3 separate regions of the Homo sapiens genome follow, and all the other regions are linked to region 2. Evidence: chromatin loops called from intact Hi-C (ENCODE). Cell type or tissue: ascending aorta. All regions are shown on one strand. Each heading gives the region's core, and the rest is flanking DNA. Links, peaks and the distances in the headings are about the cores only. Region 1 holds the start of CARS1 (cysteinyl-tRNA synthetase 1). Region 2 overlaps OSBPL5 (oxysterol binding protein like 5). Region 3 overlaps CARS1 (cysteinyl-tRNA synthetase 1).

Evidence for each region. A loop is a pair of places that touch in the nucleus more often than their neighbours do. Peaks named below come from ENCODE experiments on the same cell type or tissue, not always from the same donor. Only the 100,000 strongest peaks of a DNase experiment are listed, where the experiment ranks them.
Region 1: it touches region 2 in a loop (2.8-fold over the local background); 14 of 110 quality-filtered maps call a loop at or near these places.
Region 3: a loop joins it to region 2, with 3 times the contacts of the local background. A loop is called at or near these places in 15 of 110 quality-filtered maps.

Annotation. Positions count from the first base shown.
Region 1 is chr11:3,051,929-3,062,635 of GRCh38, reverse strand. It overlaps CARS1 (cysteinyl-tRNA synthetase 1), which reads left to right and starts at 5,213. Exons shown (of 23, transcript NM_001014437.3): 1 at 5,213-5,293. The coding sequence starts at 5,269. LOC124902615 (a long non-coding RNA gene) reads right to left here and starts at 4,012. Exons shown (of 2, transcript XR_007062555.1): 1 at 3,618-4,012; 2 at 1-317. RefSeq lists enhancers at 1-80, 5,027-5,559. In ascending aorta, for the core only: no CTCF peak of the experiment used is centred there; DNase peaks (open chromatin) are centred at 3,781 and 5,175; H3K4me3 peaks cover 2,659 bases; H3K27ac peaks cover 2,900 bases.
Region 2 is chr11:3,154,125-3,163,435 of GRCh38, reverse strand. All of the region lies in intron 1 of OSBPL5 (oxysterol binding protein like 5), which reads left to right. Among named protein-coding and RNA genes, the nearest start is that of OSBPL5, 6.5 kb to the left of the region's middle. RefSeq lists enhancers at 1-81, 5,064-5,869, 9,307-9,311 and a silencer at 4,469-4,642. In ascending aorta, for the core only: no CTCF peak of the experiment used is centred there; DNase peaks (open chromatin) are centred at 2,965, 3,369 and 3,971; H3K4me3 peaks cover 3,591 bases; H3K27ac peaks cover 4,862 bases.
Region 3 is chr11:3,040,464-3,050,359 of GRCh38, reverse strand. It overlaps CARS1 (cysteinyl-tRNA synthetase 1), which reads left to right. Exons shown (of 23, transcript NM_001014437.3): 2 at 2,359-2,607; 3 at 8,104-8,195; 4 at 9,376-9,464. It overlaps CARS1-AS1 (CARS1 antisense RNA 1), which reads right to left. Exons shown (of 2, transcript NR_046580.1): 2 at 9,100-9,580. It also overlaps the pseudogene RNU1-91P. Among named protein-coding and RNA genes, the nearest start is that of CARS1, 12 kb to the left of the region's middle. RefSeq lists enhancers at 190-259, 6,028-6,963, 6,964-7,899, 9,110-9,896. In ascending aorta, for the core only: no CTCF peak of the experiment used is centred there; DNase peaks (open chromatin) are centred at 6,138, 6,689 and 7,129; H3K27ac peaks cover 3,488 bases.

The DNA.
Region 1 (10,707 bases), core at 2,525-7,524, 100 kb after region 2:
CCCTGTCAGGACCATGCTGGCGTTTGGGCACATCCTCCTGGAAATGCCTGACGGTGTCTCAGGGCCCTGGCACAGAGCTGGGCATTTAGACCTTTGCATGAGCAGCAGCAAAGTCCCCAAAACTTCCAGGAGTGGGTGTGGGGCAGCCCCAGGCCTTCCTGCCTGCACTCCCAGTTTTAGCCTGCGTCATGGTGTCTGCATTCACCTTATTGCAGCCCCAGGTGTCTGTGCTGGAAGACTGAAATTCTGGTTGTTTAAACGGCTGAGTGGAAACTGAGGCACAGAGAGGAAAAGGACTTCACACAAGCGTCCCCAAGCTGCAGTAACAAATGACAACAAACTGGGGTGTTCAAACAATCGGGATTTACACACCCACCATGCACCCACACAATTAAACATTAAAAACAGAAACAATACAAATTCACACATCTACCATGTAGATTCCCACACAATTAAACACTAAAACTAAAAACAGAAACAATCGGGATTTACATACCCACCATGCACCCACACAATTAAACATTAAAAACAGAAACAATACAAATTCACACATCTACCATGTAGATTCCCACACAATTAAACACTAAAACTAAAAACAGAAACAATCGGGATTTACACACCCACCAAGCGCCCACAACAATTAAACATTAAAAATAAAAGCAGGCTGGGCGCGTTGGCTCACGCCTCCAATCCCAGCACTTTGGGAGGCTGAGGCAGGCAGATCACCTGATGTGAGGAGTTCGAGACCAGCCTGGCCAACATGGTGAAACCCCGTCTCTACTACAAATATAAAAATTATTACGTGGCTGGGTGTGGTGGTGCACGTCTGTAGTCCCAGCTACTCGGGAGGCTGAGGCAGGAGGATCACTTATACCCAGGAGGCAGAGGTCGCAGTGAGCTGAGATTGCACCACTGCACTCCAGCCTGGGTGAGGGAGCGAGACTCTGTCTCAAAAATAATAATAATAATTTTTAAAAACAAATAGGAATTTACATGCCTACCATATACCCACAACAGTTAAACATTAAAAACAAAAACAGAAACAATAGGGATTGATTCTTTCACAGCTCCAGAGGCCAGAAGTTCCAAACCAAGGCGTCCGCAGGGTGGGTTCCTTCAGAGGCTCTCCAGGAGGTCCTTCCTTGCCTCTCTCCTGGCTTCTGGTGGCCACCGGCCATCCTTGGCTTGTGCTACATCACTCCAATTGCTTCCCCCTTCACACCTATCTCTGTATCTCTGAATCTCTCTCTCATAAAGACACTAGGCATTGGATTAGGACCCATTCTAATCCAGGATGACCTCATTTTAACTTGATTATATCTGCAAGGACGCCTTTTTCAAATAAAGCCAGCCAGGTCCAGTGGCTCACGCCTGTAATCCTCTCACTTTGGGAGGCCAGGGCGGGAGGATCACTTGAGCCCTGGAGTTCAAGACCAGCCTGGGCAACATAATGAAACCCCATCTCTACAAAAAATATAAAAAATTAGCCACGTATGGTGGTGCACATCTGTGGTCCCAGCTACTCAGGAGGCTGAGGTGGGAGGATCACTTGAGCCCACGAGGTTGAGGCAGCAGTGAGCTGTGATTGCACCACTGCACTCCAGCCAGGGTGACAGAGCGAGACCCTGCTTTAAAAAAAAATAAAATAATAAATGAATAAAAATCAAGTCACAGTCGCAGGTACCAGGGGTTAGAACATGGGCATAATCATTTTGGGGGGACCACAGCTCAACCCACAACAGGCTTGTCTTGGGACCCCCCCGGGAGTTGGCAGCAGAGCTGGGAGCTCACCTGAGTGTATTCGTCTCTAACGCTGCGCTACCCTGGCTTGCAGGCCATGTGACATTTCTTTCCCTAAAAGTGGTTTGGGTAGGGCCTGAGCTGCTGGCTGTGCCAGCAAAGAAATCACTCTGCTTTAGTCACCTCAAAGCAGTGGGCCCAGCGACACCCTGCTGCCCATGGACACTGAGGGGGACTGTCCATCCTCTGGCATGGAAAGAGCAGCGTTCTTGGAGAACTTGGCCTTGGCCCTTAGGAGACTCAAGGGAGAGCCCTGCACGGTGGCCACTGGTGGCCGAGGAAAGTCCAGCTGCCCGGGGAAGGTGCTGTTCACTCACCTGCTGCCCATGGCCCAGGGCCAGACCAAGGCATCAGCCCCTCAGCCATCCAGAACAGGCCAGTGAAGCTTCCAGGATGGGTCTGCACTTGCGGAATATTTAGTAGGCAGGGTTCTGTGTGATGTCCTTACCCTACGTGCTCTTGTGAAATCCTCATTATCAGTTTGCTGGGGCTGCCAGGCTTGGGGGCTTCAACAAGGATTTATTGTCTCACAGTTCTGGAGGCTGGAAGTCTCAGGTCAGGGCATCAGCAGGGTGGGCTCCTTCTGGGGCTGTGAGGGAGAATCTGTCCCAGGCTGTCCCCTGACTTCTGGTGATTTGCTGACAATGTTTGGTGCCCTTTGGCTTGTGAAGCATCGCCCCAGTTTCTGCCTTTATCTTAACATGGCACCCTCCCTGCTTGTCAGTGTCCAAATTTCCTCCACTTAAACATTTTAATTAATTGGCTGGGCATGGTGGCTCACGCCTGTAATCCCAGCACTTTGGGAGGCCGAGGCGGGCGGATCATCTGAGGTCGGGAATTCGAGACCAGCCTGGCCAACATGGAGAAACCCGTCTCTACTAAAAATACAAAATTAGCCGGGCATGGTGGCACATGCCTGTAATCCCACCTATTCGGGAGGCTGAGGCAGGAGAATCTCTTGAACCTGGGACACTGAGGTTGCGGTGAGCCAAGATGGCACCATTGCATTCTAGCCTGGGCAACAAGAGTGAAACTCCGTCTCAAAAAATTTTTTTAAATTAATTTATATATGTGTATTTATTTATTCATTTATTTATTTTAGAGACAGGGTCTCACTCTGCACCCAGGCTGGCATGCAGTGGCACAATCATAGCTCACTGCAACCTGAAACTCTGGGGCTCAAGCCATCCTCCCTCTTCAGCCTCCCAGAGAGCTGGGATTACAGGTGTGAGCCACCATGCCCAGCTGAAATTTTCCCTTTTTACAAGGATATCAGTTATACTGGATTAACGTCCCCCCTAATGACCTCATCTTATGACTTTATCATCTGCAAAGACCCTATTTCCAAATAAGGTCACATTCACAGGTCCTGGTGGTTATAGGATTTCCACATCTTTTGGGAGAGACACAATGCAACCCATAACAACCTGTAACCCAATGTGCTGTCCCAAAGAACTACAACACCAGGGGGATGCTGAGGTTCAGAGAGTGTCCTTGCCCTGGTGGTAGGGCTGGGACGCAGCAGGACTGGGGAGGCGGGACCCACTGCTGCTAGACACTGCAGCACTCTTAGACACAGCTCGGCCACCTGAGCAGGTGATCATTTCCCAGTTCCGCTCTGCAGACCCTTTTTTTTTTTCCCAGTAGAGATGAAGTTTCACTATGTTGGCCAGGCTGGTTTTGCACTCCTGACCTCAAATGACCTGGCCGCCTTGGTCTCCCAAAGTGCTGGGATTACAGGCGTGAGCCACAGTGCCCGGCCCCACTTTGCAGATTTAAAAACAAGACATCTGGAAGCTCAGAGAAGTTAAACTCACCCCAGGTCTTACAGCCAAACTCTGGCTTGCCTGACCTGATGTCAGGAGGCTTTCTTAGTGCAAGAAAGGAAGGGCAGGGCAAGCCTTAGCCGAATGTTTATCTCTAAGAGGCTTCTGACTCTCCTGGGCGCCTCCGGTTCCTTCTCCCAGGAAGGCATGTGGCCGAGCTGGGCTTGGGTGACTCATGGTCCTAGAGTGATGAGTGAGAAACAGGCACTGTGAGAGTCATGGTAGGACCTGGCCAGAACTTCGTCCCCTAAGTCCTGGACTTGGTCCCTCCTTTGGGATTAGTTGGGGTCTCACAGAGCCTCCCACATCCTGGGCAAGTTACAGCACATGCTACAGGATCTTTGCAGAAATGTAAACAAACTCTTTCTTCTTTTTTTTTTCCAGCCACCAGTAGAATTTAGAATTTATTTATTTATTATTTTATTTATTTATTTATTTATTTATTTATTTGAGACGGAGTCTCACTCTGTTGCCAGGCTGGAGTGCAATGGCGCAATCTCGGCTCATTGCAACCTCCACCTCCCTGGTTCAAGCGATTCTCCTGCCTCAGCCTCCTGAGTAGCTGGGACTACAGGCAAGCGCCACCATGTCCAGCTAATTTTTGCATTTTTAGCAGAGACAGGGTTTCACCATGTTGGCCAGGATGGTCTCGATCTCTTGCCCTCATAATCCGCCCACCTCGGCCTCCCAAAGTGCTGGGATTACAGGTGTGAGCCACCGTGCCCGGCCTTAGAATTTATTATGAAATTAGACATGAGGTTCCAAAAAGTAACTAGAAGATTTTTTACTTTTTATTTTTTGAGAAAGGGTCTCACTCTGTCGCCTAGGCTGGAATGCAGTGGCACAGTCGTAGCTCACTGCAGCTTCAAACTCCTGGACTCAAATGATCCTCCTGCCTTGTCCTTTCAAGGTGCTGGGATTACAGGCATGAGCCACTAATCCTGGCTAATAATTTTTCTTGACATATTAAAATTCTGTTTCTTAAATAGCATTTCCTCTCATTTTGGATGGGTGCACGAACCTTGGGTGGGATATCCTTGGGAGGTGACATCATGCACACAGAAGGCAGGAGCCCTAAGGGGGTTGGGGATGGCTCCAGAATGGGGTCTGAGAAGGAGATGGAGAAGCCTGTTCACGCAACACTTCATAGTGGCTTGCTTTCCGCAGGGTCATTGGCAGGGCGGTCCCTAGGCCTGGAGCGCTCTTCCCGCCCATCCCCAGGCCCTGCTCCAGGTCGGCCTCCTGGGAACCATCCCGTCTCGCCAGCACACCCTGTCCCGAGGCCGCCTCTGACCTCCAGGCTGGGCCTGGTCCCCACGGCGCTTAGCGCAATCATGACTTAAACACCTATTACAGGACGCTCAGTCTTTAGTGCTTGTCTCCCCGCGGCTGGGCTGACTACTCCCAGCACGGCCACTGAACGCTTGGCCGCGCGATGCTCCGGAGCGCGGGTCGCCATTGGGTTGAACTACAGCTCCCAGCATGCTCCGGGCCGGCGACATCCGGAGCCCCTGGTAGTTGCCTAGCGACCGGGCGTGTCCCGGAAGACGGGCCCGGCGTGGGGCGCGACTTCCGGGGCGGCGGTTGCATCAGATTCTAGGAAGTGTCTGTAGCCGCAGCTGCGGGTCCGGGATTCCCAGCCATGGCAGATTCCTCCGGGCAGCAGGGTGAGCGGCGCGGCCGGGCCAGGCTGAGGGCGGCTGGGGGCCTGACTGGGCGCTGGGTGCTCGGCTCGAAGGGCAGCGAGTCCTTATGTCTGAGGGGCCCGGGTGCATGGGTTCTGAGGGGCAGCTGTGTCCGTGGTCTGAGGGGCGGCAGTGCCCGAGGTCTGAGGGGTGTCAGTGCGCGGGGTCTGAGGGACGGCACGTCCTTGGGTCCGAGGGGCGGGGGTGCTCGGGGTCTGAGGGGTGTCAGTGCCCGGGGTCTGAGGGACGGCGGGTCCTGAGGTTCGAGGGGTGGCACGTCCTAGGATCCGAAGGACAACGGGTGCCCGGCTCCGAGGGACGGCCACTGGGACCCCTGGGACTCCTGCGTGAGGGTCTGCCAGACCCGTGGCTGGAGCACAGACCCCGCGGGGACCCGAGCCCGAGCGGGGCGCTGCCCAGACCACCCAGCCTCAGTTTCCTCACTTGGTTCCTGCCGAGGTCCCCTTGCATCCTCACCCCGGGAGGTGGCCCTACATCAAACAGCCTTTCCCCAGCCGGTGCCTGGGCGGGCCCTCGCTCCCTCTTGCCCCAGCTGGCCTTTAGGGGGGAGACAAAGGCCCAAGGGTTGTTTTGGTTTTCTGCCCAGACCTGGCAGCTTCCGGGAGGTGGGCGGAGGGCACCTGAGGTTGGTATTTAGGGAAATGGGGCAGAGGACGCCAGGGGTACGCGTACACACAGTAAAAGGGCTTGGGGCTTTACGAAGGCTTTCATCTCCAGTTCCGCAGGCAGTCCACTGCAAGCTGATTGTCAGAGCATTACTGCCCCATTTTATTGCCAACCCGGGAGGTTCCCCAGGGACACAGCTGTGTCAGCTCCCCCAGTCACTCATGTCACCAGCGGGTAGACCTTGAGAGACCAGTGGGTTCTTCTCTCACTGTCCCTCCAGCAAGATTTTAGGTGCTGGAAAGGCAAGAGACTGAATCAGAAAGCCCAGATTCCTAACAGTCTGGAGCAGCCTTTCCAAAGGAAACATTCTCAGTATCTAGTTTTTAATTCTTTTGGCTGGCAAAAATTAGATGCAAGTTCTTGTAAGACACCTCCAGCCCCCACCCTCAGTTTAGATCGTACCAAGATTTCCTTAGCATCTGGTGGTGCCCTTTGCCCCTGAGGGTTTATTGGGTTATAGATAGGTAGTTATGACAACCCGAGTAATCTGGCGGCATGGGGACACCCAGATGACAGGGCTACACTCTTGTGCCAAGTGGCAGGAGGTGGTCACCTTCCAGGCACGCCGCCTACCACCCTACCTGTGTGCCTGGATTCCAGCACCATCTCCACCCGTCCCAGAGCCAAGCGGCCCTCAGAAGTCACCCAGATTCCTGTAAAACAGCATCATAGTTAACAGCCCCAACTCTGGAACCACCCTGGAAGGGCCAGGGTTCCAACTCTGCCTCCCGCCCCACAGCAAACCATGCGTAATGGCTCCTACCTTGGAGCATGGAGTGTAAATGAATTAATAGATGGGAAGGACGTAGAACAGTGCCTGGCACTCAATTAAGTGCTGTGTCTGTGCTGAAAGTTAGGGCCTGTTTGTTTTCAAACTAAAAATGTGTTTTTGTTCATTTGTGAACGTAAATGACGTATTAGTAGTGTTTTGTATCTTGTTTTTAAAAATAGCTTTAGAATTTTAGGTTTTCAGAGCCTTGTAAGAATTGCCTTCTTTTTGGAGCTTGCCATATAGGTTGGGATTGCCCTCTCCGGGCTGTCAGGGCAGCAGGCAGATTGCCCAGTCCTCAGCCTGCGCACAGCATCTCCAGCCAGTGTTCTTCTGCCCCAGGGCATGGCCCACCTGCCTTTACTATCGCCTCCTCCCATCACACACACACTCTCAAAGATGAGAACAGGAAATAAAATCCAATCGTAGGCCAGGCGCAGTGGCTCACACCTGTAATCCCAGCACTTTGGGAGGCCGAGGCAGGCAGATCACGAGGTCAGGAGATCGAGACCATGGTGAAACCCTGTCTCTACTAAAAATAAAAAAAAAATTAGCCGGGCGCGGTGGCGGGCGCCTGACTACTCGGAGGCTGAGGCCGGAGAATGATGTGAACCCAGGAGGCGGAGCTTGCAGTGAGTCGAGATTGCGCCACTGCACTCCAGCCTGGGCGACAGAGCGAGACTCCGTCTCAAAAAAAAAAAAATCCAATCGTAAATGCTTTCAGTGACCATCTTCCCAGATTTTTCAAGGAGGCCATCATTTTTGTACCATCTTCCCTAAGTTGACTCAGAAGGTCTATTTCTCTTTCCTGATCTCACTGGGTGTACAGCTTTTCCTTTGCGGTCTTGAAGGTGCATAGGCTTGGTGCCTGTCCAAGAGCCTGATTATTTCAGAAGGATGAGTTTCATTTCTGAGGTTTCTGGGGTAGATGGAGCCTACCTCAGGGCCTTTCCGCACAGACTTGGGATACCACTTGGTCGGCTGCTCATCAGGTCAGACTTATAGTTTAATTTTTATACAGTTTAATTCAAGGGTCTTCATAATAACACAGCCAGCATTTTTTCAGCATGAGTCTGTGCCAGGCACTGCTCTAAATGCTTTGCATCTGTTATCTCCTGCCACCCTTGGGGGAACCCCTTTGAGGAAGATCCTGCCGGCATCTTGTACAGATGAGAATCCTGAGGTTCAGAGAAGTCAAGCAATCTGTCCACCATCACGACTAGCCAGAGGCACAGCCAGGCTCCCAACCTGGGCAGCCTGACTCAATAGGGACCTTAACTGCTGTGCTGTGCTGCCTTTGATGATTCTCTTCAGACTCACAATAGCTCAACCCAGTGAGTTAAGGCAGACGAGAATAAAGCTGATGCCCTTCGATGTTTTCCCCAGAGCCACATGAAATGTTTGCTCCTCTATGAACTCAGGTACCATGTTTCCGGGTATTTGAAGAGCCTTAGGCAGTACCCTTGGGGTGGAGATTAAGCCATTTCCAGTGTGGGTGCTCTGGGTGGCAATATTGCTGTCTGATCACCCCACAGGCTCATTGTGAGGGATGTTGGATGCCCCTAATAATGAATAACCTCCCTCCCAGTAAGGAGGAAGATGGAGATGCTGTTCTTGGGGGTGAGAGAGGATGCCTGGGGGCCACCTTTGTGAACGAGTTGCAGCTGGACCTCCGGGGCTGGTGATCAGGACGGGGAGTGGGAGGGGAAGCCCTCACCTGTGGGAGGAGGCGCTGGTCTCTGGGAGTGGGCAGTGTTGGCTCCTAGTTGGTGAGAGCAGGGGTGCATGCCCCTCTCTCCTCCCCACGATTCATGTCTGGGGGCTTTTTCCGGTCCCCTTTCTGAACACTTCTTGGGCAGGGAGTGGATCACTGGGAAGGACCCAAGAGGAGCAGCTGTAGAGGGTGGGACCAGGGGAACATTTGCAGAAAGGGAGTAACCTGCAGGGTGAGATGTTGCCTGGACACCCACAAGATGAGGACCCTGGTGGGACCTTTGAAGTAGCAGGGTCAGAGGGCAAAGGGTCAGGGTGAGTGAGGGGTGCAGACCCCCACCAAACCGGGGCACTTATTAGGAGCTCAGACCTGCTGTAAAGGGGTCTGCATTTTAGCAAGCTTTCCACCCATGGGGAAGCTGGTTTAAACCTCACTTGCTGGGCCCACCCCAGAGATTCTGATTTGGCAGGTCTCTGGTGAGCCCAAGAATGTGACTTCTCTGGATCCCCCAGGTTCTGCTGCTGAAGGCACACCAGGGCCATGCCTGGAGTGGACCTGGGAGAGCCTCAAGGGAACGCAGGAAGAGAAACAGGGCAGCCGGGAGAGGTTTAAATGCTTACAGGAGGCCAGGCATGGTGGCTCACGTCTGTAATCCCAGCACTTTGGGAGGCCGAGGTGGGTGGATCACCTGAGGTCAGGAGTTCTAGACCAGCCTGGCCAATATGTAGAAACCCCGTCTCTACTAAAAATACAAAAATTAGCTGGGCATGGTGGCGGGCACCTGTAATCCCAGCTACTCGGGAGGCTGAGGCAGGAGAATCGCTTGAACCCGGGAGGCAGAGTTTGCAGTGAGCCGAGATCATGCCACTGCACTCCAGCCTGGGTGACGAGCGAGACTCCGTCTCAAAAAATAAAATAAAATAAAATAAAATAAAAATAAATAAAAAATAAATGCTGATAGGAAAGAGCCAGAGAGAGGGAGAGGTCGCACTGCCACAGTTGTTTGACGTGTCAGGGTTGTTGTTCATTTGGTGTGGCTTTGTTTTGGTATCTGTGCTGAGCAATTGCTTGGTACTTGCATGTGATTTCAATAAATGTTCTGTAGAGACTCCACCTTTGTAGCCGGTGACAACCACCATCCACCTTTGGGACATTCCCATGTCCCTCAATGTGTTGATGAACTGAACTGCAAGGTCATCCGGTGGTGGACATTCCTTCTCATGGGGGCAGAGCAGGAGTTTCGGCACGGAGCGTGCAGGCTCTACGATGAGGGCCAGTGTCGAGGAACAGGTCCCTGGGAGGTTTTCAGTCTGCTCAGAAGTGTTCTCATCTGATCTCAGCATCAGACTGATCCACAGCCTGGCTCAAACCCATGACCACTTGAAAGCTGACCTATTTTTATTTGTTTCCTCGAGACACACTTAAATGCAGCTACCACGATTACCCAAATGACTGTCTGCGTCCATCTCATGGAAGCCTGTCATTCTCCTGTGCTTCCCTGGGCACCAGCACCTTTCTGCTCTGAGAAGATCCTTCCCAAGCATGGTCTTGGTTCCCTTTTGATGAGCCGTCTAGCCTGCTCTAGACGGTACATTTAAGAATTATGTGATCCAAGATCAAGGCAGATTTGGTAATAAACTTTTAAAATAATAAAATTAATTAAATAAAAATGGGTGTGTGAGCCCTAGGAAAACTCCAGGAAATTCTCTGTGTGTAGCATGCGGCTATTACAATAACATTAATAATACCAGAGCGATTATGATAATAATGATGGCAAATGGGGCCCCTGGCTCTGTGCCAGGCAGCTTTTAAACATTTTACAAGTGTCATTTGACTTAATGGCCTGCAGCTTTACAGGGCTGATGTTATGAGCGTGTTTTACCGTGAGGAAATGCCGCCGTGTGTGTGAGTGTAGGTACTCAGCCCTGGAGGGCGTCGGGGCCGCCCCTCAGGTCTCCAGAGAGCGGATACACAGCGGCTTCAGTTCCCAGACTGCTTCCTCAGCGCTCAAAAGCCACTGCAGCCGCCGTTAGGACATTTGATGTTTTTCTCATTTTAAAAATAGCAGATGCTTACTGCAGAAAATGTGAGCAATGAAGAAAAAGAGGGAATTAAAATCACCTGTCACCCCCTCTCATCAACCATCGTCACTGTCAGTGTTCGGGCTGTTGCTGGTGGTCTCTCCATCAGAATCCATTCTGAGTGTGAGAGGCACGTGACTGTCAG
Region 2 (9,311 bases), core at 791-5,790:
TAATCTGACATGTAACGCTTGGGGGAGGGAGAAACACTCTGTGACAAGCCGGCGGGTGGAAGGGCTGTGTGTGTCTCTGCCAGCTGTGTTTTGGGGACTGGTGCTCTCTGCTGATTCTGTGGTTAAGCCTGCACACGTTTGCACACATACAGGCACAGTGTGCAGGTGGAAAACTTACCCAAGATGACAGAAGGTGCCCCCCGCCCCCATTCCCATTTATTGTTCAAGGGACAGGTGAATCTGAGCCTGTGACCGCAGCTGAGAAATGTTGTGGACCCAGCTCAGGGTTCTCCCGGAGAGGCCTGGGGAGCTGGAAGCTCTGACCTCCGGGACAGGGGGTTGTAGAGGGGCCGAGGCCCAGGGTTGCACAGTGCCAAAAGGATCCCGGTCATTTTGACAGGAAGGGAGCTGTCGGGGAGGGAGCCGTTAGGTGCAGCTCCCCTTGTGGAGTCCAAGGGCCAGGTGGGTAGAAGTGCCCACCACTTGCAGGGTTGGCAGGGGAGCCCAGGGAGTGCACCAGTGTGCTGGGGGGTAGATGTTGGGGGGTACAAGTGAGGGCCACTGGCCTCCCGACAGGGACAGGCATGCTGCCCTGGATGTCCTCATGCTGCTTGTGACCGGCACAAAGGAAAAGAATATTGTTCTCGATGCCAGCTTTGCTTGATGACTTACCGAGCCTGCAGCTTGAGGAGGCAACTGACAGCCTGAGGATGGGGCTCCTGGGCTGGTCAAGATTTTTAAAGGTTTTGGGGCCTTGGTGGCTGGGTCTTGGCCACGGCTGGGTAACCTTTCCCGTGGAGATGTATGGGCAGATAGTGAAGCTGCTCCGGAGAGTGGTAGGGTTGGCGGTCGAGTACAAAGGACTTGGACTAAGGACCGCGTTGTTCTCTTAGCATCACAGTTGTTCTGAGCCAGGGCCTCTGGGATCATGTCCACGAGGATGTGAGATTGCCTTGTGCTGGCATCTACACTAAGCGGAGTGGGCACCAGCTGTGTCCTCAGGACCAGGGCTTGAGGTGGGAGATGGGGAGGGGGTGGGACATGAGCCTTCTTGGCTGGCTTAGAGGGATCCAGAATTCCTAGAGGGCCTTTGTTGCAAATCTCAGAGCCACCCAGGCTGAGAGCAAATGCTTTGCTCGGCCTCCCAGCCCACCTCACATCCGGCTACTCCCTCCAGGGCTGGCCTCCACTCCCCTCCTGGCCCTACCAGCTCTTGCCTGGAGCTCCACATCAGCTACCTAGTAGGCTCCCCTTTCGTGGCCTTCCTAGCCCTTCTCCAGCCAGCAGCCAGCATGGTGTTTAAAAAGATAAACCACTTCATGTAATTTGACCACTTAGAGCCCTTTGAGATTTGCCATGGGTCTCAGTAAGTCCTGACCCCTTTCCAGACCCCACAGGCCCTAGATGCCCCTCCACTCTGTCTCCCTTCCCTTGTTCTCCTCTCCCCCTCCCCTCCCCTCCCTCTCCCCTCCTTGCTCACAGGGGTCTGGCGTCAGCCCCGGCTTCTTACTCCAGGGCCTTTGCACTGCCTGTGCCTCTGCTTTCGGCCCCTCCTTGGATCTGCATTTGGTGGGCTCCATCTAATTCAGGTCCCAGCTCAGATGCTGCCTCTCTGAGAGAGTCTCTGTTCCTGGCCCGTTACCCATTCCAAAGCAGCTCTCAGCTCTGTGTTTTGTTTTCTCTTTATTTATACTGAAATGGTCATGTTTGTTTAATTGAATGGCTTCCTATGGAGAAAGCGATTGGGCCAAGCCAGGTTCATGGTGGGCGCCGCTGGTGCGTGGCATCTGTCCCTGGTGGGTGCCGCTGGTGCGCGGTGTCTGTCCCCATGCACGGTTGCCTGCAAGTCTGCTCCGGGCTCTCTTCCCAGGGGCTGGCACACAGTAGGTGTTCTACGGTTAAGTGAGGCACATGTGGAAAGCCGTCATACTGTCTCATCCCAGGGAGGTCAGTAGATTGAGACTGGCTGCCCCCATCTAGCAAGTCCCACCCACCATGTCCTGGTTTCACCAGCATCGGCTGGTGTGGGACGTGACCAGCTCATTTCCTCCATGCTCTAGGATGGGAAGGACAAGAGGGCGTGACTCTTCCCAGAGTCCCATCATCTCTGATTTAGGAATGGAGCCCTTAGGGTGTCTCACCTCCTCGGGATGCCTAATAGTGTGTTTGGTGAATGCAGATGGACTTAACTGGTCCATAGATCCCCTCTCACCCTGCTGACACGAAGACAAGGATGAAGGGGAAAGTTGAGGCTCAACAACTGAACAGTATTCCTTCTAAATATGTACATTCTTAGGGATTTTAAGTGGAAAACAGGGAGGAGATTTGAGGGATACCCCACCTCGGCAGGCAGCTGGTCAGGCTGCCTGTTGTGACCAGCCTGGGGTCGCCTTCCCTTCATCCAAGGCCAGGGGAGATGGCAAACCTTCAGTAAGCGCTGCCGTACCTGGCAGAGCAGAAGCACCACCCCAGCTTGGAGACAGCATGCCCCTGACTGCTGGTCACGGATGGCCCCTTGGTAAGTGCCCTGTGCTTCTGAGCAAGGCGGGAACGGGCCTCCAGACGCTGGGGGACAGCACAGAGGGAGCTCTGTCGCCCGTGCCTTTGTCCCTTCTCTCGCTGGCCCATTCTCAGCTGCTTCCTCGCGGGGAAGGGCCTTCCTCGGCCAGGGGAGGGAGAGCTCAGTATCCCGGCGTTGCGGAGGGATTGATGTGCTATTGGGGTGAATACGGCGCTCGGTGTGGGGGCGGGGTGGGGGGGGGGAGGGTTGTCATTTAAAGGGGACTTTGGGGATGGTCAGCAGAGGAAGGCGTGGTGTTGGGGCGGAGCATCCGCATCTCCGCGCCCCTTTCCTGGCAGCCAGCGGGATTTCTCCTGATCAGCTATTGCGGCGAATAAGACAGAGTCAACTAAAGGGCGCGCCGCTGTGGGTCCCATTCGCTGGGCTGCGGCTCCAGGCAACGGCATTTGTATGCCCGCCTATTAGGGTGAATGCGACGCGGGGAGTGTGGGTCGCTTAAAGGGCCGGGACTCTGGAAGCAGTGCGTCCCGCTCCTGCCCGCCTATTGCGGTGAATACGGCGCAGCAGTCGGGTTGTTTAAAGGGTCCAGGCGTCCTGCTTGCTGGACTGTGCTGCTTTGGGGCAGCTCCTGGTCCTGGGCGGGAGGGGAGCACTTTAGGGAGGCTCCCCACATTGGCCAGAGGGAGAGGAGCCCCGACGCTGGCCCGTGGGGCAGGAACGCTAGATGCCCTCCTTACAGGATGAACCTCACCCCCACCCCACCCCCTGCTGCCTTAGGAAGTCACCCAAATTTAGCAAAATTCAAGCCAGAGCCAGCAGGCACCAGGGTGGGGCATGTGACCCTGTTCTGGAGGGCTGGTGGGGCCAGGGCAGGGAGGGGGCTGGGCCTAAGAGATTGATGGTGGTGATGGTGGCAGGCACCGCCTCGGATCTGATCAGAAGGCCTAGCCGAGGAAGACGCAGCCGGAATTCTTCACCCCAGGTGCCAGGGTCAGCAGAGTTTATTTGCCTCCTAAACCTTGGTTACCCCGTCTGTAAAGTGAGGCTCATGGCTGGCCCTAGATGGTCTTTGTACACAAGCGCTGGGTGAGCATCAGCCATTGTGTGGGTGACTGGCATGACCCCCTACCCCACCCCTATGGGCTGCCAGTCAAAGGTTTCCACCCTCCAGCCACCATCTCCCTGACTCAGATAGTCCTGGGCCACCCCACCCAGCCGTGGCCCTGGCCCTCCCCAGGTGCACCCTGTCTCTGCCGGCAGACCCTCCACCTCTCTAGCCCTCTCCTCTGCTCCTGAACTTGGCATTGGTCCCAGGCTGCCCTGAGCTGTCTCAGGGGACTCCTGACCTGTGAAGGGGCAGCGAGTCCATGGGAAGCAGTTGGCCTGGGCTCTTTGAGGCTGCTGTCCTCACCTGTAGAGCAGGGACCATAGTACATGGTGTCCCTGAGTGCAGCGGATCCAGTTAGTGGCCTGGCACAGGGCCAGGGAGAACTGGAATGCCTTAGTGTCTGGCCTGCACACTCCCTACCAGCGAGCACTTTGTGGGTTAGGTACCAGGCCTCGTTACCCTGAGGCTGGGGTGCTGTGGACGGGGTGCTGGGACTTAGCATTAATGCTCAAAGACGAGCTACAGAGGTAGTGAGATCCCCCAGCCCCAGGGACACCTGAGAGTTCTACCTCTTCCCCGCGCCCGCCTCAAGAACATACCTGTCTCCTGGGCAGAAACCGACCCTCATGTTTCATTCTCTGTGGCCTCAGGGTGCGTGCACACTCTCGCCTGTGCCCTCAACCTGCTGTCCCTTGTGTTCAGAGGGTGGCTGGCCCGAGGGCTCACAGCATCTGACAGGCTCCCCTCTGAGACGGAGGAAATGGGGCCCCAAGAATGGCAGGGTCGTGGTGCTGCTCCTCGCTGGGCTTCAGTTTCTCCATCTTTAAGGCACCCCCATCCCTGACATTTGCCCGCAACCCCCACACCTGCGGGGCTAAGGCTCCTGCACACGGGCAACACCCCGGCAGGAACCGAGAAGGGAACTTGGACATCCAGAGCTCCCTCTTCACTCCCGAGGCCCTGGCTTCTCCAAGGGCTTCTGTCCATCTGCTCCTGCTCCTTGAGCTGTTTTATATCTTGAGGATGCACCCCAGGTTTTATGCAGAAAGAAGCATCCACTAGTTTTCAAAGGTTTGAGACTGAGTGATTGGAAATCTTTCTCGTCCTTCCTCCCTCCCTCTCTCCTGCACCACTGTGTGCAGCCCAGAAGAGGCCTCATGTGTCACTGACCATGCACCAGTGTGCAGCCCAGAAGAGGTCTCATGTGTCACTGATGCTCCGTGAGTCTAGCTTCTGCACGTGGGGTGTCCCCATGGCTGGTCCTGGGGCGGTGGACTGGCCTGATGCTGCCGAGGACGCCCCACTTTCCCACAAATCTCCACCCTGCTGTCTTGCACATCCTGGGGCCAGGACAGGAAGAGCTCTCTGCAGGTCGGAAAAGCAGGTGCCAGTGTGGGCACCAAGAGCCGTTTGTGCTTTGTAGGAGCGCGTGCTCCCACGTGGCACCCTCTGATCTCCTTGGGGCAGAGGAAAAGAGCAGCCAGCTTTGAAGGGAACCCTCGCCCACTCCAGCGCCCATGCTGGGTTTCCACTTTGGGCCCAGCTCCTGCAGAAGAGCACAGATTTCTCTCGCTCCGAGACCTAGATTCTGCCTCGGAACGGCACAGCTGTCCCCAAAGGGCAGGCCGGGGCAGGCCGCTTGGCCACAGGAGGCTGGGAGAGTTTGGAGCATGAAGAACACCTAGAAACGTCAGGATGTGGGCCCCGTCTGGAAACCTGAGGCTGAGGCCGCTTCGGGACAGGGCCTGGTTGTTTGTCCCATTACAGTGCCAGAGTGGGTCATTCTCCCCAGCCCGGCAGCCAGGCTCCCACGAAGGCTCACAGAGAGAGGGGGACAGAGGTGCTCTCTGTTGGTGACTGGCACCCAAGGGTGCTTGGCCCCAGTGTGCTGCTGAACACACACGGCTGCCGTGGTCGAGGATGTCAGGAATCCCCACCCTCGTCCCTGCACCAAGTGCAGCTATGTGGCTCTTTCCTGCCCAGACCCTCCCTGCTGGCAGGTGCCCACCAACGGCCAGAAGAACCTTCCGGCTGCTGCAAGCCCAGCAGGCTGGGCCAGTTTCTCGCTCATCTGATTGTTGTGAGCAGAGGAGAACGAGTTACTCAGTCCCCAGCCGGCCGAGGGCGGGGCCGCCTTCATCTCTGCTCCATGGGCTGCTGGGTGCTCACACTCTAAAGTGATGTGGGTGGCAGGAAGTGGCCTTGTGGCGCCCACCTGCTGAGCACAGGGCTGGCCTGTGGAGCCACCCCAGTCAAGCTGGCTGGGGCTCTCCTGCCCCTCTCTGTCTTGGCACAGGCCCTTCCCAGGCCTGCAAAGCCTGCCTCCATCGGGGTGCTGCCTCAGTACCAGTGGGACACCAGACATCTAGGCTAGCTAGCTTGGTGCCCAGGCCCCCTCTTGGCCTCCCCGGGTCTCCTGGGGACGTCACCTTCTCCTGGAACCCTGTCTCATCAGGGTGACCTCTCGTAAGTCCAGGCTCCTTCCTTATCTGCCCCTTCCCATCCTTTTACGGGTCAGGGTCTCTCTGCTGCCGGCCCTGACTCCCTTAGATCTGGGCCCCGCAAGGCCCACTTTTTCCCACGTGCTCGGGAAGCACCGCTTGCTTTCCTCCCTCGTGGGCCGTGAGTCTGCTCCCATGTGTTTGGCCTGGGTGTTTTGCACGGAGGCACGCGGCTCTCTGATCATTAGTGCGTGAAGCCAGGTGCCCTGGGCCGTAAGCACCGCCCTGCAAAGGCATCCTTCACGTTCTGACCTGTGCGAACTGGGAGCTTGCTGCCCTTGGGGGCCCCGAGGAGTGGCCCGTCTGACCTTGTGGACGGGGTGCAGTGCTTGGAGCATGGGCTTAGCGGTTGGCAAAGCAGGTGGGAATCCCCACCCTGTGTGGGGCCATGGGCAAGTCTTAAAGCCCCAGGCCTTAGTTTCCTCGTCTGTGAAATGGGCCATTGCAGGGCCAGTCTCCTGGAGGTGCCTCGGGACGTGGTGGGAGCATGAGCCAGCTCACCGTGGGTGCCGGCCCTCGGCCTGTGTGGAAGTGGCATGGGCTCTCAGAGCAGGGAGGGGCCGCCTCCTATCACGCCTATATCGTTAATGAAAACGCTTATGCATAATGAATGATTGTGAAAGATCTAAACACGGGAACCATGCAGAATAACAGAACCAACCCCAGCGTCGTCAAGGTCCTGGCACCTGGCTTGTATTTGCTTTAGGCGTCTTTCAGCAGCTACAAGTTGCGTGTAGGGAGGGCCCCAGAGCTCGATTCTTTCCCCAGAGCCGCCATCCTGGGTTTCCAGGCTCACACTCCCAGGCGGGCTTTGGGCTTTACTATATATGGATGGATCCATAAACACATGCAGACAGATGTCACGTGACCACTGACTTCCGCTCACATCCTTCTTTCTGATCGTGTTAGAGTCGCAGAGAAGTCGCAAAAACAGTAGTTGACCGCCCTCTGCAACCTCTTCTTGTCTGTGTGGTTCTGTATTCCTTGTACATTTTCCTTGCTTTATGTACATAAATCACACGGATTTCCATCCTTCGGAAGGACATTCTGGTAGTTCCATTCCATCCCTGGAGCAAGCGTTCCGGTTTCCTTGGGCACGGCCGAGGGCACTCTCCCGGGGGACTGACCTGGGGTGGGGTCAGCAGCCCAGCGAGATGGGGCCTGGTCCCTCCTGTGCTCAGTGCTGACTTCCCTTCCCTTCCCCCTTGTCCCAGAGGGAATCATCCCTACCCCCACCCTTACTCTGCCTCAGCATAGGGCTGTGGGAGGAATCCTGGCCCCCAGGGGACACACCATACATAGATGTTTGCCAGGGCCTCTCAGTGACCAACACATTTTGTTAATTAAAACCAGAAACACAGGCTTGAGCCTGAGACTGAGGGCCTGGGAAGGGTGGGGTCCGGCTGAGGTTCTGCAGGTCTGCTCACAGCCGGTTCCAGCACAGCAACCCCTTGCTGAAACCACACGTGTGTGGCCTTGCCAAAGACGGGGAGACGGGGCTTGGGAATACCAGCCAAGCCCCAGACCCGCGGCATCTCCACAAAGCTGGGTTAAATGGAAGTGAACTGTCGGCGTAGTGGCTGCTGCCCTGGCCATCCGGCCACTTCAGACATGAGTGGCAAAGCTGGGGTGAGTGGCAGAGCTGGGGTGAGTGAGTGGCAGAGCTGGGGTGAGTGAGTGGCAGACCTGGGGTGAGTGGCAAAGCTGGGGGGAGTGAGTGGCAGAGCTGGGGTGAGTGGCAGAGCTGGGGTGAGTGAGTGGCAGAGCTGGGGTGAGTGAGTGGCAGACCTGGGGTGAGTGGCAGAGCTGGGGGGAGTGGCAAAGCTGGGGGGAGTGAGTGGCAGAGCTAGGGTGAGTGGCAGAGCTGGGGTGAGTGGCAGAGCTGGGGCACCCATCCCCCCTCGGTGCTTGGGATCACCCCAGGTCACCAGCTGGGAAGTGGCCCAGGCAGATTTGAGCCGAAGTCTGCCAGGCTGTGCCGGACATTATTCCTGGAGAGGGTCCCTGTAGCACCTCCAGATGTGTCAAGGGAGAAATCCCTTTTTCCCAAGGAAGCTGGTGCTGTAGCCCAACTGTCCTAGGAAGGCCCTCCTGGGCCGGTGTGTGAGCTTGCTGGGGTTTCCACCACTAAGCAGCCCAGACGTTGATTCTCTCTCAGTTCTGGAGGCTGGAGTCCAAGATCGAGGCCTTTCAGGGCTGGTTTCTCCTGAGGCCTCGCTCCTTGTCATGCAGATAACCACCTTCTTTCTCCCTGTGTCCTTGCAGGGTCATCCCTCTGTGTGCCTGTGTCCTCATCTCCTCTTTTTATAAGGACACCAGTGAGATTGGACTAGGGCCCACCCTAATGACCTGTTTTAATTTAATGGGCTCTTTTTATTATTATTATTATTATTATACTTTAAGTTCTAGGGTACATGTGCACAACGTGCAGGTTTGTTACATATGTATACATGTGCCATGTTGGTGTGCCGCACCCATTAACTCGTCATTTACATTAGGTATATAGGGGGCTCTTTAAAGACCCCATCTCCAAGTACAGCCGCTTTCTCAGGTCCTAGGGGCTGAGACATCAACACATGGATTGAGGGGACACATTTAGCCCATAACCATGGGTAGTGGAGCAGTCAGACTAACCCTGGGGCCCCCGCACTGCCAGGCGTCTCGTCAGTGGGTTCTGTTTTTATCCCCTGTGAGGGCCCAGCATTTGCCCGGAGTAAGATTTTGATGTGATCAGAGCCTTCCGCACCCATGAGTGTGTGCAGTGTTCTCAGATTTCACCTGCTTGAATCTTGACTGTTTTACGCCTTCCCAAGAGGCCTGGCTCAGCTGGAACCTGGGCGAGCTGTAGAGGCCCCCCGCTTGGTGAACGAAGCGTCAGCAGGCGCATGCTCACCCTTCCGGGCTCACCCCGCCTGTGCCACACGCCGTCAGCCACTCTGTCCCACCGGCAAAGTGGGCGGGGAGGCCAGGATGTGGGTGACTCGGCATGTTTGGGGTCAGCAAGCCCTCTACGACACATCCTGCTACCTACTGGCAGGTGCTGCACGCAGGGCCGTGCTCTCCAGGTCCCAGCATCCTGGGCCAGGATCTGTGGGCTGGAGTGTGTCAGCCGCCCCTTCACCTTTGCCCTCTGGCCCAGTCTAGCAAACACCTCCTACAGCAGCTCTCTGGACACCACACG
Region 3 (9,896 bases), core at 4,342-9,341, 120 kb after region 2:
CTTTGCTTCTGGGTGCCTGTGGCTGCTTGGAGTGGGTGGCCATCTTATTGGGGTCAGATGGGACAGTGGCTCCGTGCAGTGGGAAGGAAGCAGGGCAAGTTAGAGGGACGCTGCACTCGTCATCCCACCAGCGAGAGTCATCCCAGGAAGCCATTTTAAGCCCTGCATCCATGTTGAGACTTCAGGAAGGCTCTCCCACAGAGTGCCCACCCCTTTACTGCAGAGAAGAGGTGGCTTCAGGACATCTTCTCCGGCAGCCACGGAGGCTGGGCCTTGGGGCATCACGTGGCTCCGTAGGCTCCCTGGCGGGTGAAGAGCTCGGCCCAGTGGGGCATTCTTGCTGCTGCAGCTGTGCACTCCATTCTGACTCATCTTTGCTGACACCACAGCGTTCCGGGAAGTGCCAGTTATTGGCCTGACACGAAGGGCTTTCCCCACACTAAGCAAAGCAGAGAAAGGCATTCGTGTGCAGTTACCCCCGCAACACACTCTGCTCTCTGTTTTCAGAAGCTGTGTGGGCTTGGTTGGGGTGACTCTGGCTCTGTGCCAGGAGTAAACACGGAGATGGGGGACAAAAGGGAATGGGAGAAGGCAGAGAGGGGGACTGTGATGTGCAGGGCATCCACGCCCCATGGCTGTGATGTCGGGCAGCCTGTGCCCAGGAAGGGCAGCTGGCACAGCAAGGGGTGGCCAGACATGTGCATTCCTACCCTGAGTGAACTCTGGGGTGAGAGGGTATCTGTCTGGAAGGAGCAAGCATCGGTCCTTTTCCCACAGTCCTCTCAGCAAACACAATCACTGGTTCAAGGTTTGGATGCACCTGTGCTCATGGGCTCAGGGACCAGACTCCCTCCTCTGGCCAGAAGCCTGGCACCATCTGCCTGGTCTGCCCCCACTTTAGGGACGTGGGCTGTGGACACAGCACCTGGTCCACAACTCCCGTGTCAGAGGTAATTGCAGGGAGATATTCCTTAGAATGGTGAGACAGATTTTATTCCCTAATTCCTGACAGTAGGGGAAGGAGCTGCGTTCCCTGCCAGTTCAGCAGAGGTGACTTTTGGATTTAAAGGGAGTATGATTAGCTGGGCCTGGTGGCATGTGCCTGTAGTCCCAGCTACTCAGGAGGCTTAGGCTGGAGGGTCACTTGAGCCCAGCATTTTGAGGCTGTGATGAGCCTTGATTGCACCACTGCACTCCAGCCTGGGCAGTAGAGTCAGACGCTGTCTCTAAAAAATAAAAATAAATAAATAAATAAATAAATAAAAATAAAAAAGGGAGAATGGAGGAGGAGAAGGAGGGTGAGCAGGGGCTCAAATGAAAAAAGCCATGGAGCTGGTCAGCGTGCATGTGTCAAGGCGGCCTTGTCTACAGCTGGCAGTGGTGAAAGTTAGGGTTCTGCTCCTCCTCCCAATGGTGACATGCGGAACAGTGGCTCTTGGGTCCTTGAGTGACACACCTGAGTGGTGGAGGTGCACGCTTACTGCTTTGAAGGCTCTAAGGAGGGAGGCTGGGGCCTGGGGCCAGGGGCCAGGGGCCAGGTGAGGCTGGCTGGAGCAGCCACATTTTCCTGGCAGCCCTGTGCTTTCTTGGGCTGGTCCTTTGAGGGGGCCCAGTCCTCCTGAGGCTGTGGCCTTGACCTGCAGAAGCCATGCTAGAGTCCAGCTGTCTCTTGGTGCAGGGGTGTAAATGGCACACATTGTCAATGTGGGGTTCTCCTACCCCTCATCCCCCAGCACCCAGAGGGAGAGGGTGCCGCTGCGGCAAAGAGGCTTGAAGTTGGTTTGGTTTGGGGGATTTCTGTTGTGAGTTTTTAAAAATTGAGGTTAAATTCTCGTAACATACTTAGCTGACAGGAGGGATACCATGATCATGTAGGTAGCTTTCCCAAGGCGAGGCTTATCCGTTATACTCCAGATGTGCTGACCCCTATGATTTCCCCAAATGTCAGAAACTGAACTGTGTAATTTGTGATGGTGTGGAACTGTGTTCCTGCTTTCCCTGATAGAAAACATAAATTAAAAATGTAAAAACTAAGTAATTTATATGACATAAAGTGAAAAGTACACAATTCTGTGGTATTTGGCGCATGATGTTGTCATGCAGCCTTCATTTCTGTCTAGTTCCAAAGCATTTTCATCACCCAAGAGGGAACCCATCCATACCTGTCAGGCAGTCACTCCCTCGCCCCCAGTCGAAGCGCTGCCCCTGTGCCTTTGCCTGTTCTGGATGTTTGGCGTCCAGGGAAGGGCTTGAACACCTTTTTCCTTGGTTCTGTGCCATCCCCTAGTCCCTGTCTTTCTGGCGGCCTCTGGGCTGCCCGCCTGCCTGCCTGACACCATGTGCCCTCTGTCTTTGCAGCTCCTGACTACAGGTCCATTCTGAGCATTAGTGACGAGGCAGCCAGGGCACAAGCCCTGAACGAGCACCTCAGCACGCGTAGCTATGTCCAGGGGTACTCACTGTCCCAGGCAGACGTGGACGCGTTCAGGCAGCTCTCGGCCCCGCCCGCTGACCCCCAGCTCTTCCACGTGGCTCGGTGGTTCAGGCACATAGAAGCGCTCCTGGGTAGCCCCTGTGGCAAAGGCCAGCCCTGCAGGCTCCAAGCAAGTGAGTAACAGAGTGGGTTCCCTGGCCATTAGAACCTCTCTCCCAAGGTCAAGGGCTTTCTCCATCACCCTGGTGCTTACCTGGCGTCTGCGGATACCCCAGAGGGAGCCTCGCCCAAGTGTGTCTCGAGCAAGTGGCCTGGATGGGCAGATGCAGCGCTTGCTGGATGGAGGTTGGGATAAAATCACGCCCTATGGAGTTGGTTATTCAGGAGCAGTATGTTCACATCACTGGTGTGGCAGGATTGCCTGAGGTGGTGGGGTGCAGAGCCGCTGCGGCTCTGGGGTTCCACGTAGCATGCCCAGGCCACGGGCCCTAGCCTTGTGATTTTTAGCTAAGGCTGTGCCTGGCTCTGGTTGACTCAGTTCTTTCTCTTTATTTCTTCCATAAGATTGTAGCGTGTCTATCCTCCAGCTTTAGAATTGTTGAATCCTAAAGTATTAATTGGCATTGAACTTTTTTTTTTTTTTTTTTTTGAGATGGAGTCTCGCTCTATCGCCCAGGCTGGAGTGCAGTGGTGCGATCTCCACTCACTGCAAGCTCCACCTCCCGGGTTCATGCCATTCTCCTGCCTCAGCCTCCCGAGTAGCTGGGACTGTAGGCGCCCACCACCATGCCTGGCTAATTTTTTGTATTTTTAGTAGAGACGGGGTTTCACCGTGTTAGCCAGGATGGTCTCGATCTCCCGACCTCGTGATCCACCCGCCTCGGCCTCCCAAAGTGCTGGGATTACAAGTGTGAACCACCGCGCCCGGCCGGCATTGAACTTTTTAAAAATCAGAAATAAGTCATTTTTTCTCTTTGAGATGATGTCTGTCCCGTAGCTCCAGCCTGTTGGTGCTGGTTGTGTCTGTGGAACGTGCCTGTGGTTATTTGCGGGAGATACTCCTGGGATGCCTGCATGGCTTTGTCACTCTGTGGCAAATCTGAGGGGGCTCCATGCCATCATCACTGAAGTATGCCTTTGGGTGGCCCAGCTCCTCCTGTGGCTGTGGGCACTCCTCCACCTTCATGTGGGGGCAGGTTTAGTGCTGTTTTCTGGTGGTCCTGGCTGTAGCTGGCAGCCTTCTGGGGGCTTCTCCAGACTCCGTTGGGGCCTGGGATTGGGAACATGCCCCCCCGCCTCTGCCGTGGGTCAGGCCTCTGCTAGATCACTGTTTTAACCAGGCTGGAGGTGGGGATGTCACATCTCCTGTGGGTCGTGTTTTCTGGATAACTCTGCAGCAGACACTCCTTCCCCAGCGTAGGGCAGAGGCCGTTGCTGTGCAGGTCACGTCCTTCCCCATGTAGCCGTTCCTGCCTGAGCCTCCAGCGCGGTCACCCAAGTGACACCTGTGCTGTGAGGTGCCTTCTCTCCAAGGGCTCGGGTGTCAGGTTGTTCCCCCTGCCATGTGCCATTCCAAGACACAGCCAGAGGGGGGCAGGATTAGGGAGGGTGAAGCGGGCCTGGTACGTCCAGCTCAGCAGTGGCCTGTCCAGGCTTCCCTCATAGGGACTTGTTGAAAGAGCGGCACAGACGCAAGCCTCCATCCACACTGTGAGAGGAAGGAAGGGTTTTGCTCTTGCAAACACTTTTTAACCTACAGAGAGGAAGCAGAGCCACGTTGCTGTGTAACAGAATGGACCATGGATAGCACTAATGGAGTTGCTGTGCCCTCCCCAGGTTCCAAATCCCCTCATCACCCAGGCTGCGCAAGAGGCTGCCAGGGTCTGCTTGTGCCAGGAATGATGGGCATTATGTCAGGCGACCCTCACTCAAGCTTGCTGTACACTGAGCAGGGGCTGAAGGGGGAGGTGGGAGCTGGAGTCTGGGACTGCTAGAGCATCCAGTGACCTCGAGTGGGTCCAAGGCGCCATGGAGTCCAGTGTAGTGTCCTCGCCCATGTCCCTGGGATGACAGTAGCTGTGGATCTCCCTCCATGTAGCTGTGACAATCAGAGCTGCTTCCCCCACTGAGTGGGAACGCCCTCTCTTTCCATGGCTCATACTCCCCAAGCATGCACCTTCCTTGCTGGCACAGTGGGCCATGTGCCCCTCCTCCTGCTCGCCCTTCCACCTCTGTTGGACATCCCAGCAGCATCAGATGTGCCTGTGTCTGGCCCTCAGTGTGCCCGCCTGTTACCAGCTCCTCCCATGTGCCTTCTGTGTCCTGTCTCCAAGATCCTCTCAGACATGGAAAGACTCTGCTTGGCCCGGCGCGGTGGCTCACTCCTGTAATCCCAGCACTTTGGGAGGCCAAGGCGGGCGGATCACGAGGTCAGGAGATTGAGACCATGCTCGCTAAGTCGGTGACAACCTGTCTCTACTAAAAATACAAAAAATTAGCCGGGCGTGATGGCGGGTGCCTATAGTCCCAGCTACTCGGGAGGCTGAGGCAGGAGAATGGCCTGAACCTGGGAGGCGGAGCTTGCAGTGAGCCGAGATCGTGCCACTGTACTCCAGCCTAGGTGACAGAGCGAGACTCCGTCTCGGGGTGGGGGGTTGGAGATAATGGAAAGGCTCTGCTTAACCCCCAGGTCCCTACTCCTGTGAAGCCAGACCCCTTCCTGGTGGATCCCTTCCCTGGATCACCAGCCTCCAGCACGGAGGTCCACTGGATATCAGGACGTTGAACTTGTTGAGCACTTCTCACCCGCAGTGGAGGCTCAGCCCTTCCAGCCCGCCGGCCTCTCCCTACCCCCCGGGAAGGAGTGTCAGCTATACCCTTCACTGAGGAGGGTGTGGGTCTGTCAGACGCCGAGGCCATAGTTTCAGGAACATGAAGGTTTGGTGTTGCTCTCACCCCTCCGATGGAGGACCCTTAACTTCCTGATGAAGGATTTCTCTCCATGAACCCCTTGCTTGGGTCCTATCTGCATCTGGTGTGTTGTAGGCAGACTGCTTGCCACTTCCTGGCTTCCCTCTCCATCATTTTATCTTCAGCCTCCCACATCCCTGTTTCAAAGCCATGTCTCTCATGAGCGGTTCATAGTTGGTCTGTTGTTGGATCACTCAGGTCAGGGTGGGACTCTGGAATCAACGAATGTGTGTTCATTTTTTCCAAAGAAACAAAAGCACAGGCCAGGCGCGGTGGCTCACACCTGTAATCCCAGCACTTTAGGAGGCCAAGGCAGGCAGATCACAAGGTCAGGAGTTTGAGACCAGCCTGGCCAATATGGTGAAACCCCATCCCTACTAAAGATACAAAAATTGGTGGGGCGTGGTGGCAGGTGCCTGTAGTCCTAGCTACTTGGGAGGCTGAGGCAGGATAATCGCTTGAACTCAGGAGGCGGAGGTTGCAGTGAGTTGAGATTGCGCCAGTGCACTTCAGCCAGATTTTATCTAAAAAAAAAAAAGGGGGGCAAGGGTCCTTATGTGATATCTCTCAGTTCTTCCCTTTTGCAAATCTGAATTTGTATATCTGGGCCTGGTAACCCGTTTTCCTGGGGAGCCCATCGCCAGCTGTGTGGAGATAGCAGCCTTAGGGGAGCAGGAATGCTGGCTGTGGCCAGGCTTCTTGGACAAGCTTTCAGTCCTGTGAACCCTGGGCCGTTTCCTCATAGCAGGGTGAGTGTGATGATCCCGTGGCCTCATGGCTGTGTTTCTGGGCAGCGTCTCCAGCTGTCTGAGATGGCAGCAGTGTCCTATTGAAGGAGCTCCAGGGTCTTTGTGAGGGAGGAGAGTGATGGGATCCTAGAGTGGCCGGTTGAATGCCTCCAGGCATTGAGTGAGATTCTCCTTCAAGGGCTTGTGAGGCATTTAAAGTACACTGAGGCCGAGCTGCACTTGGCCTCAATAAGCACATGATGTTTGATTAAGATTGGAGATTGCCTACGCTTTAGAATCTGACCACCTGTGACCACTGGAACTCACCTAGAGTGGGGGCTCCTGCTGAGCACTGGCCCTCTCTCCGTCTCCTGCCCCATCTCCCACCTGCCCACAGTACCCCCACTGCCCAGACACAGTGCAGCCGCCCTCCTTCCTCCCCTTGGCCTGTTAGTCATCAGCGTCTGCCGTCCTGGCTCGTGTGGCCTGAGCTAGAGCCGGGAGGCCAAGAGATGGCTGGTGCCCAGGACCAACTTCCCCGTGATCAGTGTGTGGCAATTTGCTGGCCATGCTGCCAGACCCTCTGGCACAGAAACCAGGGACAGGAGGAGGCAGGATGCGAGCACCCTGGTGAGCTGCCAGGCGGCCTGCTGGGGTGGGCACAGGTCAGTGCTAGGAGTATCCATCTCGTAGGCCTTCCTGGTGCCACTCAGCAGAGACATGTGAAGCCCTTCCCAGGGCCAGGCACCAGCTGGGGTCAGAGGTGCCCAGCAGAGCATAACGCAGAACCTGGACCTGTGGGCGACGACTGTGGAGAAAAGTGGGGATCTGCTGAGGGGGCAGGGCAGGCAGGAGCCGGCTGAGGGCAACGGGAAAGTCACCAGGTACCGTCCTCCACACCTAGCTTTGCCAGATTGACGTTTCAGAGGGTGAATAATCACCCTGTGGCTGCCCCTGGCCCCAGGGACAGAGCTCTGCCCCTTCAGGGATCTCAGATGCAGGTTGTGTAAGGACAGCCTTGTGCCAGGTTGGAAGCCAGGCCTGGAAGCAGTGTGCTCAGAGCAGCCCAGGCGGCCCACAGGCGAGTGGAGGGGAACAACTAGGGAAGTCTGGCCAGGAGGAGGTGACTGCACTGAGGGGCTGGCTGGCAGGGGTCTCTGCCTGGAGGCTGAGAGGAGCTCAGGTTATTTATGAAGGCAGTATAGACCTATGTGGAGCTTGAAGCCCAGTGTCTGGATCAGAGTCTGCTGGGCTGTGGGCCCAGAGCTGGGAGCCAGCCACTCCTGCAGTGTCCGAAGTGATGAGGAGGGGCTGGGCTGGAGCCAGTCTTGCCTGCTGGCCGTGGCCACAGGGGGTCCTTTCTGCTCTGACTCCTGGCTTCTGCTGCCAGGGCTTGGAGGCTTGGAGGTGGCCTCTGTCCCAACAAGAGTCCTCAAAATCCTCAGTTTGTCCAGGTGAGGGATCCTGGGTGGGGGAGGTTCCCAGGGCTGCGGCAGAACAGACCATACCTTGTCAGTGTCAAGCCCTGACTGACCCAGGAGTGCCAGGTGGTGGTGTGCTCACTGCCAGAAAGGGGCCAGTATTTGAAGAGCAGTGGAATGTGCTGGGCACGCTGTGCAGGCATTCCTCCGCCCTCCTGGGGCTCTAAGGGTGTTATTGGGGTATGCTGCCATACAGAATATTAGAAAGCAAAAGAAAGACGCGGTTGTCGGGAGGCAGAGCTTGCAGTGAGCCGAGATCACACCACTGCACTCTGGCCTGGGCGACAGAGCGAGACTCCGTCTAAAAAAAAAAAAAGACGCAGTTGTCTTTGACCTGCGTAATGTTGACCGAGATTCGTGTGGTTTCACATTGTTTAAATTTCATGGAAAACTATGGTCCCGTTGTAAAAACCAAGTCTCCAGGTGAAGAGGCGACTTGCACTTCCTGGTGCTGCCCCTGGACCCTGATCCTGCTCTCTCTGCCTCCCAGGCAAAGGCCGGCGTGTGCAGCCCCAGTGGTCCCCTCCTGCTGGGACCCAGCCATGCAGACTCCACCTTTACAACAGCCTCACCAGGAACAAGGTAAGGAGAACACAGATGCCGTGGCACACGCACACAATGGGGAGGCAGGAGGCAGGACAGCCCATGTGCCTTGTCGCACAACAGACTTCTCTGTTCCTTGTGTTGGGATCTGGAGTTCCATAAATCCAGGTTTAAGATCCTTCAGTCACTTCCATGTTATAGTCTCTGTGGCCCAGAGGCAGAGCTGTCCTCTGAAACCCAGACACGTGAAGTATCATGCCTCATGTGGAAGCCTGCCCATGACTTCTGGGCATGGATCACCCTGGCTTGTCTCTCGGACTCTGCCCAACCATGAGTACTTGAGGTCATCCACAGCCACGCCTTTCAGGAGGACGCGTGGTTGCAGCAGGTGGCACTGTATGAGCCAAGCAGGATGGACAAAACGGCAAACTGGCTGGATGTTGTTGGGAGCACAGCAGGTTTTGAGAAGAAGGCAGGATTGGTTCCTAACAGAATGGGGTTTGCATGGTTTGCTTGGCTCAGGGCATGGCCAGTGACTCCAGTGATTTCAGACCAGGCTCTGGGCGGGGCTGCTTGGATTTCCATCAGGGAGCATGTTTGGCAGACAGAGAGTCAGGTGTGAGGGAGTTCATGGCCTTCCTTGGGAAACTGGTTGAGGATGATGCCCCCAGAGAGGTCTGAGGGTGCTGGGATGTTGGGGAGTGGTGCCAGAGCAGCACCACGATTCAGGGGTCCTGGCCTCCAAGCCGCGCTCCCCCAACAGGGACTGACCCTGGCCAAGTGTTGTCTGCCTCAGTTTCTTCATCCGTAAAAAGAAAATGACATAACCTACGTCCTAGAGTGTACTGCATATTGAATATTTAGCTCAGGGCCTGGCACATGGTAGGTACTCAGTAAATATTAGCTGTGTTATTGTTAAATAAGCAGCATTTCAACAATCAATAAAATCATTGATTCCCTTTATCGCCTCCCTCCATAGATGAGTAGAACCCCAGGGAGGAAGAGGCCCCACCCACCCAGGGCTCAGTTGGTGGGAGGTGCCGTACATCTCACTGGGCTCCCACTGAGACTGTGACTTTTCACAGTAAAACAAAATGGTCTCTGTTGAATTGTTTACACTAAACACAAACCACACTGTGATGTTTGTTGCTGTTTTTGGTAATCCTGTGCAGTGTTTCTTGCATTTCTTGTGATCGTCATTCCTTCATTCCTAACAAAGGAAGTGTTCATACCTCAAGATGGGAAAAAGGTGACGTGGTATTGCTGTGGGCCAACCGTCTATGACGCATCTCACATGGGGCACGCCAGGTAGGTCCACCGCGGGGTGTCCCTGCAGCTTCTGCAGTTGCACGCAGAAGTCAGAGCCATTGGGATCCACAGCAGCGATCTTAGGTCCACAAAGATCTTAGATCTGCTACAGAGACCTGAGATTTGAGGAATCAAGACTGAATTTCTTCTCTTATTTTTAAGATGAAAATTTTAATGCCATAAGTAATCTATATTCACTGCAGAAAGACTACAGATCACCAAAAAGAAAATGTCCATAGCCCCACTGCTAACATGCTGGACTCGACCTGGGCACTTTTTCTCACATACCTTAAAGTTTTCTCTCATCCCTCAAGCTCTCGTGGGGTCCCCAGATGCTGAGTTCCCGTGACACTCAGACCTGACAGGCCTGACGCTGGGTTGGCTGTGACCGCCCCCCGACCACTGGATGGTCATGGCTGTAGCTCCTGACGA